Linked DNA regions of Homo sapiens: region 1 is linked to region 2. A link is a loop called in an ENCODE intact Hi-C map of the cell type or tissue named here. Cell type or tissue: IMR-90. All regions are shown on one strand. Each heading gives the region's core, and the rest is flanking DNA. Links, peaks and the distances in the headings are about the cores only.

Region 1 (5,381 bases), core at 140-5,139, 46 kb before region 2:
GTTTGTCAAACAAGGATCCTGGATGAGGGCTTTTTAGGTAGCGAGACTGGCACATAGGTATAAAGGAAGGCTGGATGGTGGCTTAAAGTGAACAGGATGTCATTGTATGTGGCTGGAGACTATGAGGGTGGGGGAGTGGTCAGAGATGAAGGTAGGAGGCCATGTTAATGAACTTAGAACTTAGGCAGAGGGGAGGCAGTGGAAGATCTTAAGATAGGGAATGGAAAAATAGTTCTATCTTGTTCATTAGCTATCGGGGATAAAGGTCATTGAAATAATACTTTCAAGAAACCATAGCTGCTATTACTTTCATACAAGTATAAGGGGTACAAAGAAGGGGTGTCAGTGATTACAAATAACACCCCAGTCTTTACTGGGTTATAGCAACTGATTTTCAAGCCAGGAGTTGCCACTGGGTAACATGAACCTTCACTGCAAACCCTCAGCACCCATCTAACTTTACTGGAAGCTGAAGATTACATTGGTGTTTTATTATATAGTTTTTTTAAATTAATAATAACGATTGTGTTTTATTGATATCACTTAGGACTCTTTCCCTTCTACTGATTAAAGGAATGAAGGTCATTTAGTATGACTGGAGTATAAGCAGGAAGGAGAAGGGGCTACCCTACCTGAGGGATCTGGGGTATGAGGCAACCATTCCAATACTGTGGGTTTTTTTGTTTTGTTTTGTTTTTGACAGAGTCTCATTCTGTTGCTCAGGCTGGAGTGCAGTGGTGCCATCTCAGCTCACTGCAAACCTCCACCTCCTGAGTTCAAATGATTCTTTTGCCTCAGCCTCCCGAGTAGCTGGGATTACAGGTGCGTGCCACCATGCCCGGCTAATTTTTGTATTTTTAGTAGAGACAGGGTTTCACCATGTTGGCCAGGCTGGTCTCAAACTCCTGACCTCAAGTGATCCCCCGCCTTGGCCTCCCAAAGTGTTGGGATTACAGGCATGAGCCACCACACCTGGCTCCAATACTGTGTTCTTCTGTGGACATACAAGCAGTGCAGACCCTCAGCCCCCTTTGCATTAGCCTTCGCCAGAGCCCTAATATGATGGTGACCTTGGATGCTGGACACATCAGAGCCCCCAGAAAGAAAGCCCGCCAGAGGAAGTTTATTGAGAATTAGAAACCCCACTTGAACAAGATCTTTATTATCTAAACACAAAGTAGAGATTTTTAAAATATTAAAATATTTCCCATGTCCCTAGATGAACAGGGACAGTGAGACTGACCTCCAAAGGTCCCTTCTGGCTTTCAGATAGAAACAGAATAAGTCATTCTGGAGTATATTTGGAATGAGCACATCCTGTGTGAGAGACAAGAGCCACTCAGATATACGCAAATAAAACAGAGAATATAGGCTGCTCTGTGAGAGCATCTTTGCGAGGCACCTGGAGGAAGCTCCATGAGCTCCGTGCATATTGTCTCCTTAGAACCAGCCTTGGTCCCGATCTCAAACCCAAGAGCAACCAACCCCCTCTCCCTCAACTCAAAATACTTCTTTATGAGCTACTCTTCCAAGGGAAAGGTCTGGATAATCTTATCCTTCAATGTGCAGTCCGAGGAAGAAGTATTCCTTACTGCTTACCTCAAAGATATGATACTTTTTAGAGATACTTGGTTGGGTCTGTAACTCAAGGAAAGAAAGAAAGCCTGGGATCCGGGCTGTTATGAAATAAGGAAGAAATGAAAATGATACCTAACTGTCACTCTCACTCACTAGGGAAGCACCAACCTGTACCATGCTAAGGAGATAACTGGAAGCTTCTTTCTCTCTTAAAAAAAAAAAAAAGAAAATTATTCCCAGTGATCTTTCTTCTACAAAGATCACATTTTGGTTTAATTCTGTGTTTTCACAGTAACTAGGCTTTTGCTTGGAATGCTTCTTACTGTGCTTACAGCGTTCTTGGATGGTTATGAGCTCCAAAAGCAACAGGAAATAGCAAACAATGACCTATTCCCCTCTTCCACTGGGTTTTAAAATGAAATCATAGATAATAACAATAACATTTTTAACACACGGAGATAGGCATTTTCAAACTGTTTTTCACTAAACCAAAGCATGAAAACTGGAAGACATGATTTAAATAGCCTGTTGGCTTCCAGAAAAGGGTTCAGGGTCTATGTCCAAAGCCAGACATAGTTAATTCAACCTCAGCTTCATTCCTGCCGCATCATCTTTACTGAAGGCAACAAAGAAGGGAAAAAATGCTTCGGGAGTTGTTCCACAGGCACAGGAAATCTTCTAGAATATCAATTGTGAGGGAAACATTCCATTGAAAATAGAAAAAACTACATTCAGTGCCAAGTAAAAAGAAATACAAAATGAGGCTGCTCTATTTTAAAGATGTATCTTTGATGTGAATATTTTGCAGAGAACGCAAGGTGACTCCACAGAACAAATATCATCAGCATGACAATGCCATAGGAGCAAAAATATTCCCAAGTCAGTTGATGAGTCGCTGAATTAAGCAACATGTAATACTTGACCATTTCAGCACAGTGGAATTTTTAGAGGCCTTTGGATTTTTGTTGTAATGGTCTTTCAACTAGATAAATCATACCCATGTAAAACAGTCTTGATTTGTTGAAGGTAGGCATGAAAAACAAAGCACAGAGTCATTGGTTGAAATTGGCATCCTTAATGAGGAATTTCCTCAATTGAGGAATTGAGGTTGAACACTGAAAAGTAGATTGTGCCTGCCGGGCGCCGTGGCTCACACCTGTAATCCCAGCACTTTGGGAGGCCGAGGTGGGCGGATCACGAGGTCAGGAGATAGAGACCATTCTGGCTAACACGGTGAAACCCTGTCTCTACTAAAAAAAAATACAAAAAATTAGCCAGGCATGGTGGCGGGCGACTTTAGTCCCAGCTACTCGAGAGGCTGAGGCAGGAGAATGGCGTGAACCCAGGAGGCAGAGCTTGCAGTGAGCCAAGATCACGCCACTGCACTCCAGCCTGGGTGACAGAGTGAGACTCTGTCTCAAAAAAAAAAAGAAAAAAAAAAGTAGAACGTGCCTAAACTTTACACACTTTATCGTAGTAATGCAACAAAAGACTGAGAAATGTTTGTGAAAGTTTGGCTTCATTTGCTGTTCTTCTCTGGCATACATGGCCACTTTGGCTGCTAGAAGCAAAACCAAAAAGGAAAAATGATATTTGCTTACTTACCTTGTCTAATGATGGTGGTTGGCTCTCCACCATGTAGACTAGCTCTCCCAATGGAAGGCTCAGTGATGTCCGTCCAGTAAACCATCTTGTCCACGCAGTCAAAGGCCAGTCCAATGATGACTTTAGCCTGGATGTGAAGACCAGTGGTTAGAATGGTCCATCTACAAGCATCTGATAGTGAGAATCTTTTTGCGTGCCTACAGGCATTTGGATATCTTTTGTAATGAAGTGTCAAGTGTTTTGTTCATTTAAAAATTTTTATTATTGAGTTGTAGGAGTTGTTCGTATATTTCAGAAAAAACTCCTGTCATATACACATATATGCACATCTATATGTATAGGAATTTGTGTGTGTGTGTGTGTGTGTGTGTGTGTGTATATATATGCATAAATATGTATTTTTTGAGACAGGGTCTCTGTTGCCCAGGCTGGAGTGTAGTGGCGTGATTACTGCTCACTGCAGCCTCAACCTCCTGAACTCGAGTGATCCTCGCCCTCAGACTCTCAAGTAGCTGGGACTACAGGCATGTGCCACCATGCCTAGCTCATTTCTTAAAATTTTTTGTGGCAACAGAGTCTCACTGTCTTGCCCACTCTGGTCTTAAACTCCTGGCTCAAGCAAGCCATCTGACTCAGCCTCCCAAAGTGCTGGGATTACCAGCACCAGCCACTGCACCCACCCATTATTTCTTCTCAGTATGTAGTTTGCTCTTTCATTTTCTTAATAGTGTTTGGAAGAGCAAAAGTTTTTGATGTTTAGTAAGTCTAATTTATTATTTTTTCCCTTTATGGCTAATGCTTTTTGAATACTAAGAAATCTTTGCCTACTTGAAGGTGATAAAGAAAAAGAAATAAAAGGCATACATATTGAAGAAGTAAAATTACTCTATTCTAAGATAATATGGTTATTTATGTAGAAAGTCATGGGGAATCTATAAAACTGCTATAATCAAAAGTGAATCTAGCAAGGATGCAAGATACAAAGTCAATATAAAATTATTTTTCTATATACTAGCAAAATATAGAAAATAAACCTTAATAATTGTGACAGCATCAAAAAAAAAAACCAGAAAATATATAAGGATAAACATTTTTAAATATGCAGGATTCCACAATGAATACTATAAAACATTGCAGCATGAAACTATAAAAGACCCAAATAAATGAAGGGATAAATAAGGTTAAATGTAAACAATTTACATTTAAATTGTAGCTGGGACTACAGACATGTGCCAGCACACCTAGTTAATTTTTCTATTTTTTTGTAGAGACAGCGTCTCACTATGTTGCCCAGGCTGGTCTCGAACTCCTGAGCTCAACTGATCCAGCCGCCTGGGCCTCCCAAAGTCCTGAGATTACAGACGTAAGCCAGTGCGCCCAGACAAGGCTGTGCACTTTTAAGATATTCACTCTCTTAAACCATCACAACCAAATGCTCAGGCCTCAACTGTGGGTACCTCCTTCACGGCATCCCATGCCTATCAACTTCTCTGGCCTTCCGTGGTATTAAGGAAAGAGAACATTTCCTTCAGCAAACATGCTCATCAACTTCTCTGGCCCTCCATGGCTTTAAGGAAAGAAAACATTTCCTTCAGCAAACACGCCCAGAGTCCTTTTCCACACATTAGTTCTTACAAAAGTGAGACAGAAAAGGACCAGAGGAAGCAAAGTTGAGTAACATTTTACATGTGATTTGAGTTTCATGAAAATCTACTGGGCTATTGTTTGGTTTGAAAAGCCACTGAGAGTTAGCTCTGAGTAAGCCAGCCTCTCCTCAGACAAGGCAAATCAATTACCTGCCAGTAACTCATTAATGAGTATTTATTAGGTGCTCATTATGTATGACGAACTATGGTGATACATAGACAAAACTCCAACCTAGAAAGAACACTGAGTTGCTTAACTTCTCTAAAGCAACCACCTCAAAACAAGCCATCTGCCCATAGGTTGATTTGGCAAAGCCTTGTCGAGATCTTTTGCAAATTAAAATATTTTAAAACTATAGGAATTCATACTTATGTAAAATTTAGCCATTGGGAGAAACCAGGTGAAAGGTACACAGGACCTCTCTGTATACCTTTCCAACTTCCTGTGGCTCTGATTACTTCAAAATAAAAACTTAAAAACAAAACAGAAGCACAAACTTTTCCCTTGATCAGACAGTGAGGAGTTCCTTTCTTTAGATGCTGCCCATGAGA
Region 2 (5,381 bases), core at 230-5,229:
TATGATTAAGACAATCATTTCAACTCATAATAAGAGGAGAAAATGGAAGCAACCCAAGCTTTAGAAAGTAGAAGAATGGTTTGAATTAATAGCCATCCAGTAGAATCACACAGATTCCTTAAAAAGTGTTTTCAAAGACTGCTTAATGAGACTACTAAACATTCACGATTTGACATTAACTGAAAAGGTGAAGATATAACAATGTGGTATGATTGCAATTTTATTTAAATAAAAACTATAAGCATGGGTAACATGGCAAAACCCCATCTGTACAAAAATTTAAAAATTAGCCAGGCATGGTAGTGTGCCTGTAGTCCCAGGTACTCAGGAGGCTGAGGTGGGAGGCTCACTTGAGCCCAGGAGGTTGAGGCTGCAGTGAGCCGAGACTGCACCACTGCACTCCAGCTTGGGCGACAGAGTGAGGGCTCGTCTCAAAACAAACAACAACCAAAAAACTATACATATCACTGTGTATCCATGTTAAATTTCTCAATTTTGATAACTGTACTGTGGCCTTGTAAAAGAATGTCCTTGTTCTTAGGAAAAACAAATGAAGTGTTTAAAGAACGATCTATCATGATATATACAACTTATTCTCAAATGGTCAGTATACATATATATATATATATATATGGAGAGACAGAGAGACAGAGAGAGAATGGTAAAGTAAATGTGGCAAAATGTTAACAATTGGTGAAGCTAGATAAATAGTATGTGAACGTTTTTTGGGCTTTGTTCAGTTTTCACGTAAGTTTGATATTATTTAAAACCAGGCACCAAATGGAGAATAAATGTAGTTTTTAATAGTACATACAGATGTGGCCGGGCGCAGTTGCTCACACCTGTAATCCCAGCACTTAGGGAGGCTGAGCCAGGCAGATCACTTGAGGTCAGGAGTTCCAGATCACCCTGGCCTACATAATGAAAGCCCATCTCTACTAAAAATACAAAAATTAGCCAGGTGTGGTGGCATGTGCCTGTAGGCCCAGCTACTTGGGAAGCTGAGGCAGGAGGGTTGCTCAAGCCCAGGAGGCGGAGGTTGTAGTGAGCTGAGATCGCACCACTGCACTCCAGCCTGGGCAACAGGAGTGAAACCCTGTCTCAAAAAAAAAAAAAAGTACAAATAGATGTATAATAAAATTAGTTTATCATGAAATTATATGTTGGGATATTTCATATACATGTAAATAGATAGATGCTGGAGAAAAAGCTGAAAAGAAATACACTTAAATGTCATAATAATTATGTCCAGGTTTTACAACTCTAACTCATGCGTATTGTCTTTTTTGCACAAAATTCTCTACAAGGAGTAGTGCGTCCTATGTCTATAATTGAGGGGAAGGTGACTGTAAGGCCCGGTGTATTTCCCTCTCCAGATCCCAGAGACAGCCCCAGTTCACGGCTGCCGTGGTGGGTCAAGAGCACGAGGCTAGTGGCCGGTCTGGGGCTGGCCCTGGGACACAGCTGGGGCTCACCTGAGGTGGAGTAGTGGTACAGCTCCGTGTAGGGCTCAATGTGCACGGAGGAGCCGAACGGAATCTGCGGCACGCGGCCCTCCAGCTCCGTGTCGATGGTCAGGTGCCCATGCTCATCGATGCCGCTGAACCGCTGCTTAATGACCAGATTGCCCGGGTGCCCCACGAAGGTCACCTCAGCCTGGCGAGTGAACTCACCCCCTGAAAAACAAGATGAGACTGTCACTTTGCTGACTGGGGAGCGCGCCCTTCTGCCCGCCCCAGGCTCACAGTGTGGAGTGGGGTTGGTGCGAACGCTTCTGCAGGTGCTTTGGTTTGGCTGTAGAACATAGAACTGGTGACACTGAAGACAGAGCTCAGACATCCCTGTGGCCCAACTGAGCCACACGCAGAGGAGAGAAGAGGCTTCCTAGCCACAGCCCAGCATCTGTTGGGTTGGCTCAAGGGTTGTGCTGGAAATAGCGGAGGACAGGGGTTGGACTCCCAGCTGTGCTAGGCTCTGTCTGGGTGAACTTGAGTAAGCTACTTAACTCCTGTGAGCCTCCATTTCCCTGATGATTAAAAAAAGGATACAATCTATGTTCTGCAAATTGTCAAGTGCTCCATAATGCCAGTTACGGTGATGAATATTGAAATAGCTACGTCCTGGTTGGATGGGTGAGTTGCTCGTGGCAAACCATTCCCAGTACCAGAAACCATCCTAGGATCACCTGCTACCATGATGGCTTAGGAACTCCTCTTGGTCTGTGCAAGGCGGCAGCCCCAGACAGGCAGGAAAAATACTTCTCCCTTTTCCACAATGACCTGCCCCGTGACAGCAGGGGTTGACAAACTATGGCCTCAGGGCTAAATCTTGCCAGCTGCCTATTTTTCTACAACCCTTGAGCTCAGAAAGGTCTTTACATTTTTTAATGGTTAAAAAAAAATCAAAAGAACAGTATTTCATGGTATGTGAAAATTATATACAATTTAAATTTCAGTGCCCAGTCAAAAAGTTGTATTGGAACACAGCCATGCTCATTCATTTATATATTGTCTGTGGTTGCTTTTCACTCTGCAATGACAGAGTTGAGCCGTCGCAACAGAGACCATATGGCCTAAAATAATTAGGCATAGCTTTAAATATTTACTATCTGGCCCTTTGCCGAAAAAGTTTGACAACCTCAGCTTTATAGTTAAACAAGTCCCAGGCAAGTATCTCAAAGATAACACAGGACCAGGAGAAATTCAGAAGGATCATTGGAGTAAACAGATTTGCTGCTGTCAGGAATTTGCAAAGACTTCCTCTCCCTCAGCCCAGCTGAAGTCCATGTATATTACAAAATAGCACCAATATAAATTAACTCATATTAAAAAAACAAACTGTGAAAAGCTGTGCAGGGAAGGAGTGGGGTCTGTGAGTTTGACTGCAGCTCAATGATATTTGCAAAGAAAAGGGCATCTGGTTTGCATGAGAGCATCAATATTGTTATAACACTCAGAATATATATGCCTGTGGACTAGGAAGAAAAAACATTAGGCCAAAAAGTAGCAAATCTTTTGAGCAGGTTCAATCCTTTTCTTTTTTTCTTTTTTTCTTTTTTTTTTAATACAGAGTCTCACTCTGTTGCCCAGGCTGGAGTGCAATGGCACGATCTCGGCTCACTGCAACCTCCGCCTCCTGGGTTCACACCATTCTCCTGCCTCAGCCTCCCGAGTAGCTGGGACTGCAGGTGCCCGCCACCACACCTGGCTAATTTTTTGTATTTTTCATAGAGACAGGGTTTCACTGTGTTATCCAGGATGATCTCAATCTCCTGACCTTGTGATCCATGTGCCTCGGCCTCCCAAAGTGCTGGGATTACTGGCGTGAGCCACCATGCCCGGCCTCACTCCTTTTCTAATAGATAGCCTCTCCTTTCTTAAGACGGCCACACTTTATGTATTTATATGCCATAACTTTTGGAGGGGTTACCAGCGTGCAGCCTGGATGGAGACCCTGCTTCCAGCAGTGTTTCCTCTAATAAAGCCTTGGCTAAGGCTCCAGGTTGGCTCAGGCAGTGGGGGAGAAGGCAGGTCTAGGTCGTCGGAGGCAGTGGCTAGGTACCTGTGCCCCAGCACAACAAACTCCAGGTCCTGGAAGTGACCAGCGATGAAGGACACAGACTCCTCCAACCCAGCTGTTCTCGGGAATGGGTCTCCAGCATGCAAAGGTTGGGCTGGTCTTGGCAGGGCAAGGGGAAGGCCACCACAACACCAAGGAAACATCCCTCAAGCCATCTGCCCACGCGTCCAGTAAAGACTGAACCTTCCTCAATAGGGCACAGTCTCTAAAAAACTCCAAGGATATCTAGGCTTCCTAAGACTTCTGAGGATTATGTTTATGCAGCTTAAGTAACTAGCTAGAAATGGCAGGTTCCTTCTCTCTGAGCAAATCCTGAGGAAATATCAAAGATCAGTTTCAGGTTGGTTTGGAATTCAGAGGCAGGCTTGAGATCAGTTTCAGGTTGGTTTGGAATTCAGAGGCAGGCTTGATAGAATGAGGCAAACTGTGAAGTTGTGAGGTTCTACGAGCTGATATCACTTGTTCTGCCAGAAACGCCTAAATCTCCACCACGAAATTGCTCCTCAATCAAAACCCAATTCTAGGCAGTCTCAGTTGCTATATATTAATGATAATATTACATGTTCATTTTACCTCATCATCTTATTTCCAAGACAGAACTACAGGATGCCCTGTCTACAGACAAAAAGGAGCAACAACATGCTTCTAAGTTGTCTGCAGACTCAGAGTTCTCCTTCCATCCATCCCCAGGCCTCCCCCTAGGCACTACTGTGTGACCCACTAATTTTAATGTCGGATATAAATTACCGGTGATGCTGAACCCATTCTTGAATCCGTCCTGCTCCACTGCAAACATCCATCCAATGATGCCTCCAACTGGGGCCAGTGGAAGCAGAGAATATCCAACGGTCTCGGGAATGGTGCTGATGGCTGTGTAGGAGCGCCCGTGGTTCATTACTACGTAAGAGTGGAGGTCAGTGTTCTCAAAGACAATGGGGACCTGGCTGCTCCCCACAAAGATCCTTCCTTTCACCTTGCCATTGACTCGCTGGGGGGAACCTGAGCAAGAAAACAAAGAAAGAATATAGAGATCACTTCCAAGCCAGTCTTTCAAACACGAGTAATATGTAGGACCTGTACCTATTGGTGAAGAAAGCAAAGAAACAAAACAGCACTGGGGTCAATGGCTTTGGGTAAGCAAAAGCAGCTGTTCTTCCTGAGACTACCCACAACTGTATGCTGCGGGCCTTCAAAATTCCAATGCCCCTGCCTCTCTTCCTGTGACTGAAAATGGATAGCACGAAAGCTGTCTCCACGGACAGCCATTGAGGAACTGCAGGAGTTAAAAACAGAATTTCAGAAGAAGAAGAATATCAGGGGTGACCTAGAACTAAGGCGACCATAGAATTTATCACATTTGAGAGTAAAAGGAGGATGGGCATGGTGGCTCATGCCTGTAATCCCAGCACTTTGGGAGGCCGAGGCAGGCAGATCACCTGAGGTCAGGAGTTCAAGACCAGCCTGGCCAATACGGCGAAACCCTGTCTCTACTAAAAATAAAAAAATTAGCTGGGCATGATGGCGGGTGCCTGTAGTCCCAGCTACTCAGGAGGCTGAGGTGGGATAATCGCTTGAACCCGGGAGGCTAAGGTTGCAGTGAGCCAAGATCATGCCACCGCACTCCAGCCTGGGTGACAGAGCGAGACTGTCTCAAAAAAAGAGAGAGAGAGAGTAAAAGGAGTGTGGAATTGCTCATTTCATTGGGACAGCAAGGCTAACCTGAATGGCCCTGGGAGTATAGACATTTGCCTGCCTGATCTATAACACACTTTAATAAACACTGTGAGCTCATATACAGTCCC

The links. A loop is a pair of places that touch in the nucleus more often than their neighbours do. Peaks named below come from ENCODE experiments on the same cell type or tissue, not always from the same donor. Only the 100,000 strongest peaks of a DNase experiment are listed, where the experiment ranks them.
Region 1: a loop joins it to region 2, with 2.0 times the contacts of the local background. A loop is called at or near these places in 4 of 110 quality-filtered maps.

The regions. Positions count from the first base shown.
Region 1 is chr1:235,982,196-235,987,576 of GRCh38, forward strand. It overlaps NID1 (nidogen 1), which reads right to left. Exons shown (of 20, transcript NM_002508.3): 15 at 3,184-3,310. Among named protein-coding and RNA genes, the nearest start is that of LINC02768, 12 kb to the left of the region's middle. RefSeq lists a silencer at 1-80. In IMR-90, for the core only: no CTCF peak of the experiment used is centred there; DNase peaks (open chromatin) are centred at 1,946 and 2,466; H3K27ac peaks cover 2,625 bases.
Region 2 is chr1:236,028,075-236,033,455 of GRCh38, forward strand. NID1 (nidogen 1) reads right to left here. Exons shown (of 20, transcript NM_002508.3): 6 at 4,327-4,578; 7 at 1,476-1,676. Among named protein-coding and RNA genes, the nearest start is that of NID1, 34 kb to the right of the region's middle. In IMR-90, for the core only: no CTCF peak of the experiment used is centred there; a DNase peak (open chromatin) is centred at 2,727; H3K27ac peaks cover 669 bases.